Regions from separate parts of the Mus musculus genome. Here region 2 is linked to region 1. Evidence: chromatin loops called from intact Hi-C (ENCODE). Cell type or tissue: heart. All regions are shown on one strand. Links, peaks and the distances in the headings refer to the core of each region. The heading gives the core; the rest is flanking DNA. Region 1 overlaps Ctsh (cathepsin H). Region 2 holds the start of n-TKctt18 (a tRNA gene).

What was found. A loop is a pair of places that touch in the nucleus more often than their neighbours do. Peaks named below come from ENCODE experiments on the same cell type or tissue, not always from the same donor. Only the 100,000 strongest peaks of a DNase experiment are listed, where the experiment ranks them.
Region 2: a loop joins it to region 1, with 2.4 times the contacts of the local background. A loop is called at or near these places in 1 of 42 quality-filtered maps.

Annotation. Positions count from the first base shown.
Region 1 is chr9:90,075,054-90,079,452 of GRCm38, forward strand. Ctsh (cathepsin H) reads left to right here. Exons shown (of 12, transcript NM_007801.3): 12 at 629-1,042. The coding sequence ends at 704. Among named protein-coding and RNA genes, the nearest start is that of Ctsh, 23 kb to the left of the region's middle. In heart, for the core only: a CTCF peak has its summit at 2,040 (motif pointing left); a DNase peak (open chromatin) is centred at 1,988.
Region 2 is chr9:90,124,823-90,129,221 of GRCm38, forward strand. It overlaps n-TKctt18 (a tRNA gene), which reads right to left and starts at 1,759; the gene lies at 1,687-1,759. In heart, for the core only: a CTCF peak has its summit at 1,997; DNase peaks (open chromatin) are centred at 1,699, 2,039, 2,519 and 3,999; H3K4me3 peaks cover 1,538 bases; H3K27ac peaks cover 457 bases.

The sequences.
Region 1 (4,399 bases), core at 250-4,249:
TTAAAGAGTCTTCGGGAGTTGGACAGCAAGCTCTACCAGGCCAGGGAAAGGAGAACATGAGAATGGAACCTTCACATGCCAAGGTCCTGTTAGCAAGACCCTCCCCATCATAGGATCCCAGGTCCCAACAAGTCTGCAAAGGACAGGACACTAATCAGCTAATGAGGTCTGTAACTGAAGGTTACAGGCAGACCTCAACGTCTTGCTGGGACAAAACCAACCTCTGGAAGGGTCTGAGAAATGAAATCAGTGAATTCGTTACAGTGAGTGACAGCCCCCACCCCCACCCCCTTTGAATCAGGATGAAGAGACAGACACACACACACAACTGAGAAGGAGAGTTTTTGTTTTTAGGAAGCCATACTGGCTGTTAGATAGCTATATGAGGACCCAGACAGCAGCAAGAAGGGAACCTCCATCAATTCCGGGGAGAAGTAGGCTATGCAAGGAGAAAAAGGAAGAATTTAGTTACAAAGTGCGGCCAGTCATTTCCTGCTGATAAAATAGCTGTTCTGTGAAGAAATACAGAGGGCCTAATCTCTCAAGTTTTGGTTTGCACCAGAACATTCTAGAAAGTTCTGAGGCGAAGATGCTACTAATCAGTCCTCAATCCCTTCTCTCTGCCCAGGTACTTCCTCATTGAACGTGGGAAGAACATGTGTGGCCTGGCTGCTTGTGCCTCCTATCCCATTCCTCAGGTATAAGCCACGGCTGCACGGGCAACTGATTGGCAGACCAAGGGAGGAACTGGTCCTTCGATGAGAATGCCACCCTGGAGAAAATTGTGTGGAAATCCACCCAGAGGCCCTCTCACTCCTGAGTCTAGACGCCTAAAGACAGGAAGGACAAACTTGAATAGCGACAAGCCCACCCACGTGACATCATCACCAGAAATACGCTTGGATTGTGGTTTTTTAATGACCCAAACCCACGTGGACCTAGAATCGTCTCTCTTTCCAGCTCTCTTCATGTACTGGGAGCTGTAATGGTTACCTTTTCTATGTTGTGTATTCAATAAACACACAGTAAATACCTCCCTGGGCGTAGGTCTCTAACTGACATTCAATTCCATCTCTCTGGACAGAGAAAGCATCGCTTGCTTGCTTGGAGTATGGTTCGGGTGCTGATGCCTGCCAGATGGAGATCCCAGGAGGGAGAGCAGGTTTAGAGATTCTGCTGTTTCCAAACCCGGGGAGGAAGAATGGAGCAAATAGGCCAGGATGTGGCACAACCAGGGTAGAGCCAAGATCTCATCTATCTCTGTGACTGCTGTTGCTGTCACTGGCTCCCAGTAGGGGTGCCCCACCACTTCCTCAGCAGGCCCTCCTTTGGGTAGCCCTTATGCCCCTGTCCTCTACACCGCATGCCCTCTTCTAGAGGCTATTCTGCAGGCCTCTCAGCTCCAGGGGCTTGTCTACAGCCGGCTGTAGCCCTTGGGCCTCCTGAGAGCTAGAAACTTAATTGGAAAAAAAATGTTCATGACAAAATTTGACAAATGTAATTGTAGTTTAATCTATTAGAAAGTTCTAGTTACATAAGACACTACAACTAAGTCAACCCACATACACACACACACACTCATCATCATCATCACCATCTAGGCAAGGCCGTTCATATGAATCATAAATTCAAGGCCTGCCTGGGTCACTTAGTAAGACCCTGTCTCAAAAACTCAAAAGGACTTGTGGGGTTTGTGAAGTGGCTCAGTGGGTAAGAACATCTGCTGTGAACATAGGATGACGAGAGTTTAAGTCTTTAGCACCCACATAAAACCTGGGAGTGGCCACGTGTGCTTCAAACCCAGTGTTGGGGATAGAAACCGGCAGATTCGTAAACAGCACGCTCATACGCAAGGAGAGATGACTGTCTCAAAAAATAAGATGGCGGGCTGGACCGGCAGCTCCGCTGGCTTCTCTTCCAGAGGAGCAGAACCCCCACAGGTGGGTCAGAACCCTCTGTAACTCTTCCAGCATCCACCTCCATTGCAGGTCCAAACCATCTGTAACTCCAGGTCCTGTGGATCTGCTGCCCTCTTCTGGCCTCCAAGGGCATTGCATGCATATGGTACACAGGTACTCAGGCAAAACAAACACAGACAAAAATAATTTTCAAAAATTATATATGTACATATATAATAAACAATATAGAAGGTACTTAATGTACCCTGGTGGCCTCAGCACACAAGTGTACTCAAGACACGTATGCACATACATGATACATATACATATGCACACACAAGACTATGTAAGTCAATATACTTGTCAAGTACTTGCCAAGACTGTGTGAGGCTCTAAGTTCAATTTCTAGTGCCAACACACACACACACACACACACACACACACACACACACACACATACTGAAAAGACCTAAACATGATTAAAAAAAATTTTGTCATAGTTAAAAAATAACATGAAATAAAAGTATAACTCTAGGTGTATTAAAGACTCCCAAGTCAATGGAGAGTGGTATGAGAAGAAACCCACTGAAGACAGGAAATAGCAGCAAGGTCCAAGGACACCACAACTGCTCAAAATGAACCTGCAATCTAGCTACCATGCTTGTCTATCATTCATGAGGCCGTGGGTTCAAACCCCAGCTCCATGGAAAAGCAAAACAAACGAAAATGGAAAAGAACTCAGAAAATGGCTAATTTAAAAATTTTTAAAAATTTAAACAAAATCAGAAAAAAACCTATATAACAACAAAATGGTATCTAGGAATAACTACCCAAAGTGTTATATGAAGAAAATAATTAAATTATAAAAAACTTTGCAGGTGTGGTGACATACACCTTTAGTCCCAACACTTTCACTGTGAGTTTAGGGCCAGCCTGGTTTACATAGCAAGTTCCAGGCAAGACAAGGTTACAGGGTCAGCTCCATCTCAAAAAACCAACAACAAGAAAATTATGAAACACCCCAAAAAAGCACAGAGCACAGTAAGTATATTCTCAAGTGATAAGATTAATGTAAATTGACTTTTGCTAGAAGTAGAAATATAAGTGTAGTATATTTCCAACTAAAATCTCGAAACAAAAAAAAAAAAATATTCAGTTTACCTGGGGAAGGAGTAAAGAGTTTTTAAATTTTACTGGGTTTTAGTCAATTTTAAAATATTTAGTTTGGGGTCTGAAGAGATAGATCAACAGTAAAGAGCACTGAATGCTCTTCTAGAGGACGCAGATTCAATTCCCAGCACCCACATGGCAGCTCATAACTTAGCTGTAACTCCTAAATCTAATATCTTTACACAAACATACACGCAGGCAAAAAAATATCAATACACATAATTTTTTTTAAAGTTAAAAAAATATATTTATTTTGGATGTGCATGCATGAGGTCAGAGGAGAGCTTGTGGATATCTTGCCTTCCACAATGAAGGGTCTATGTCTCCCACTCGGGTCACTAGGCTTGGCTGCAGCAAGTGCCCTGACCTCCTGAGCCATCTCATCAGCTGCAAGATAAAATCCACTTTATAAACAAGTATCAAGAAGAGATTATTTTTGTATTAAAGACATATAAAATGTCACCCATTAAGGTAGTACATAAATTAAGGATAATTAACTTCAAAGAATCTTTAAAAATGGGAAATGAAGACATACATCAGTAATAGAAGACAGATTTTTTTTTTCTTTTTGAGATGGAGTTTCACTGTGTAGCTAGCCCTGGATGGCCTAAAACTCCCTGCATAGGCCAGGCTGCCTCTGCCTCCTGAGTGCTTGGATTAAAGGTGTACACTACTGGCCTATGTTTTTTACCATTCAATAAAAGGTGTCATAAAATTCACAATTAAACTACTTTAATTTGAACTCTCACTACTATGTTCTTTTAAACTACTATGTTCCATTTAAATTACCATGTTCTTTCAAAACACCATTTTAAATTTACAAAATAATTGCAAAACTAGAGCCCCTCTATACTCTAGTTATTACTAAGATCTGGCTGTGATATGGCACCTTTGTCACAAGTAGTGTACCAGTTGAGTCCTTCCAATTTTTTTGATAAATAAATGCAACTTAAAAAAAAAAAAAGGTAACATTTGGGTGAGGCTATAGCTCAGTCAATGACACAGTACAAGTGTAGTATGTAAAAGTCTCAAACATTGTGCACTGATCATACAGAGAGAGAGAGAGAGAGAGAGAGAGAGAGAGAGAGAGAGAGAGAGAGAGAGAGAGAGAGAAAACAAAACCCTTGGCTAACATGTAAATGGTGAGATACAGACACAAGACAGGAATTGGCTCTCACCAGCTCTGTACAGCAGATTATACACTGTGGTGGTTTGAGTAAGGTTGGCCCAGGGAATGGCAGTATTAGGAGGTGTTGCTTTCTTGGAGTAGGTGTGGCCTTGTTGGAGGAAGTGTGTCACTGTGGCGATGGGCTTTGAGACCTTTCTGGAGC
Region 2 (4,399 bases), core at 326-4,325, 50 kb after region 1:
CTTAGGGATTGGAATGAAGGTGTTGGGAGGGGTGTTGGTCCTGAGGATAGTGAGGAAGAATCTATTCCATGCCTCTCCCCAGCCTCTGTTTGCTGACAGGATCTGGTGTTCCTTAATTCAGAGAAACAACGCTTTGTTCTCTGGCTGAATATCCTTCCATTGCTCCAAACGGATGTTTTTGTCTAGATTGCTCCTTTGGGAAGAGGCCAGTAGTCATACTGGATTAGGAGCCTGCTCCGACGTCATCCAGACTAATTACATCCATCTATGACATTATTTCTAAATAAAACGGCTTTCTGAGATCGTGGGAATTAAGGCTTTGCTGTAAGGAATGGAGGTGGCCGTGGTGGACGTACACTCCTTCCCATTACCCTGATCTGTATTAAATAGATGTATGGTATTTTCACTGATTTCTTATCAGTTTACAGTTGCTTCTTTGCGGTCTAAGAAGAATTCCATCCCTCTGCATAACACTTAGAGAGAGAGCATTTGTGTAATTAGAACGCCTGAGGATCCTCCCACCATCCCCTCCCTCCCATTCTCTGTCCTTCCTCCTCCTCCTTTGTTCTCTCCCCCCCCCCCGCCCCCCCCGCCCCCCCCCACACCCCCATCTCCCTCTTCCTTTCTTGTTTTGTTTCTTATTCTTTTGAAAAACTCAGCTTGCTGATTGTGGGAAGTGTCCATGTTTTGTCTTCCATTCTGAAACTGTTCTTTGAATTGATGATCATAAGGTATGTTAATTGTGGAAGACATTTAAAAATTAATTACTGAGGGAACCCTGTGGCGGTGGTTGCTCAAACCTTTAATTCCAGCCCGGCAGAGGTAGGAAGATCTTTGTGAGTTCAAGGCCAGCCTGGTCTATGGAGCTAGTTCCAGGTTCCAGAACAGCTAGGGCTACACAGAGAAACCATGTCTTCAAAAACTAAAAACAAGACCAAAAAGAATCATTGAAGGATGACTGAAAATATCTAAGAACTTGGAGTTGTCAGTATATAAAAGCAAACTTTTACTCTATGTGAATTGTTTTGGGAAAAACCTATGGAGAAAGGACAGAAGCAAAAAAAAAAAAAAAAAAAAAAAAAAAAACCAAAAAAACAAACAAACAAAAAACCCCAACAAACAAAACAAAACAAAAAAACAAACCTGCCATTTCAATCACCAACTTTAATAAAAGGGGTAGGGAAAGGGATTTTTAGGGATTTTAAAAAATCCTAAGGGTGGGTTCCCGATTGCGCGTAGCCAACGCAGTCTTATAGTTTAAAAAGACAATAGCGCTGCTCTTCGAGCTTACTTTCATCAACACGTTAAAAAACTGAAGATCACTTCCGCAGTGTTTGTGAACTCTACGTTTCATTAATTTTCATATCACGATATCCCCCAACTTTTCATTTTAGGCTGCCCCTAAAACAGAACACTGAAATAGCAAAATGTTTTCCTAGGCGAAACAGCCTGCTGTTTCTCATTTAAATGCTACGTATCACGTCGGTGCTGGTTGTTTGTGGGTTTGTGGTGCGGATATGATATAACTTGTAGTAGTCATTTCTGTCCTTACAACCACGTTGGCAAAAGCCATTAGCAAGATACTAGCTTCATCTTTATGGTTCTTTTAGTATTGGATTGTTTAACAATAAGTAACTTGGTTTCATAAGCAGGTATCGCGGAGACCTGGAAAACCGAAAACTAAACCGCCCAACGTGGGGCTCGAACCCACGACCCTGGGATTAAGAGTCCCATGCTCTACCGACTGAGCTAGCCGGGCAGCTGGTATGTCACCTTTCCTAGGTCCCCTCAAAGGAATGACATTATTTTAATTTGTTTCAAGTGGTGTACCATATATTAAATTACCTTTTCCGAGCTTCTTTTTCTCTGTTTTTCCGTTTCTTTTCTATCTTTTTTTTTTTTTTTTGTAAAATTGCTTGCGAAATGAATTGTATTTTGTTTCTGCCTCCATGCGAGCAAACTTCTGCTGTTCAATACAAATGTCTAAAAGGCCCTCTAGCGGCCAGAGTCTCCGGTTCCCTTAGGTAAAGCAGAGTAAGGAAGCTGGCCCGCTACCTGCTTGGGGGCCTGTCACCCAGAAGTTTCTGGCGCGAGCACCAACGCAGCTCGGGACCGAAGTCCGGAGAGTCTTGAGCGCCTCGGCAGATACCAAAGGGTGACAAGATGGCTCAGTGGAAGGGAACTTAACTTCCCAACCCCAGCTAACAGATTTCTTGCGTTCCATCCCTGGATCCCCATCGAGACACGAGGGAACTGACTGTTGTGTGCACACACACACTTGCTATGTAAAATACCTTTGAAAAAGAAGCTAACTGAATTTACAAGACTCAGGAAGCTTAGAAAGATAAAAGATTCAGAAGACCCTTCCTTCCCCAAGGAGCTCCAACTATGCTTTCCTGAAGACCAGAGTAGGGTGGGCTCTTCCCTGTCTTAGCTGCCTTTGGGTCACACACACTTGCAAACAATCCCAATAAACTCACCAAGCTGAGCTTGGGTACAATGAGTCTGTTGGCTGGTGCCCTATCAAAGCAGACGTTTGTTCGTGTATCGGAGGGAAAGTTACACAACACCGTCTAAATAAAGAATTTTGACCGGCAGGAACTGTTGGGTGCTGCCTGTCACCCTAATCTAGAAATAGAACATCAGTGAGATAATTGTCACCATCAGTGACACCATAACGTATGGATACCTATGTATTTATTGAGAACAATGGTGCTATTTAATCTCACCAGAAATATTTTGTTTGGATCCACCTGCCTTTTAACTACAGGATATGAAAGGGTATGGGGTAGAAAAATAATATCATGAAGAAGCAACATTGTTGCTTTCTGGCTTATTTTTGTTTTTGAAACAGAAACTCACTATGAGCCAGACTTACCTTGAATTCAGAGACCTTTTATCTCTGCCTTCTGAGTGCGGGGTTTGAAGGCATAGCCCATCATATCTGGCCTCGGTTTTGTTTTGATTGGTAATCAACCCTAGACTCATCGTCATGTTAGACAAGCTATGTAGGCCGAGCTACAATATCGCATCCCTTTTCATGATTTCTGCTAGGTTAAAAGAGCCAGAGGATCATAATTTTCATATGTAGTAACCGACCTGGACATAATGGAGATTAGCTGGAGAATTGTAATAGTCTGATTGTAAGAGACAAGATAAGGACATGCCGAAATGGAAAAGTGTAGATGTATGAGTTACTGAGAGCAGACTGCTGAATAAAATGCCATCTTGCATTTAAGTAAAAACACTAGCCAGGCATGGTCCATGGCTTTAATCAGGAGGAGGCAGTGGCAGGCTGGTCTCTGAGTTGGAGGCCAGCCTGGTCTACAAAGTGAGTTCCAGGACAGCCAAGGCTACACAGAGAAACCCTGTCTTGAAAAAACAAACAAACAAACAAACAAACAAAACAAAAAAACCCAAAAACAAAACAAAACAAAACAAAAAAAACCAATAAGGTTTGAAAAAATTATGGTTACAAGAGGTTCAAGGTTTCAAGTACATAGGGCTTAAGGGTAACCTAGGAATGCATGAAAAACAGTCTAAAATTAAAAGGGTGAAAGGGATATCGTGGCATCGTGTTTATAAAACAGTCTGTTTTTATTCTAAAAAACAAGATCTGGCTTTTTGTTTTGTTTTTTCGGTTTTTTTGTTTATTTGTTTGTTTTTTCGAGACAGGGTTTCTCTGTGTAACCTTTGTCCTGGAACTCACTTTGTAGACCAGGCTGGCCTTGAACTCAGAAATCCACCTGCCTCTGCCTCCCAAGTGCTGGGATTAAAGGTGTGCACCACCATGCCCTACTTTAGTCTTATTGTTAATGATGGATCTTAAACACTTTAACCTCCTGTGTAGCCTACTACGTACCAGAAGTAGTGGGGAAGAAAGGATACAGGGATAGGGTAGGGGTTGGGGGTAGTGGACTTGTTTAAAATGGTTCTTTGGAGCAACTCCTATCTGTGCTGTTTGGAAATTGGCAGTCAGTTCACAGGTTAGCAGGCAGTGGCAGCTTGATCCACTCACAAACACTTCATGGATAGACCAGCAGTCCAATTCGTTAGAATAGGGATAGCAATAGTGGTGACATGAACTAGCAGAGACAGCCAGGCCTCAGCCTTATCACGAATCAGCAAGAGGGACCAACAGGAACACCAGGCAACATTTTCAGCTGTGCCTCTCTCAGGGGAGCAAAGATCATTGAAAACCCAAGACTCTCAAGCACTACCCTGCTAGCTGTACCAGCAAGCTAAGCTCTCCCTCTGTCACTCTGTGGAGTCCCGTTTATACCCTCCAAGCCTCATGTGACCTCCACGTTCCTTACCTCAGCTCGAGTATCCCATTAGCCAGAGTCAGAGGAAGCAGCAAGAAACTGCAGCACACCACCAGCAGTTTTTTTTTTTTTTT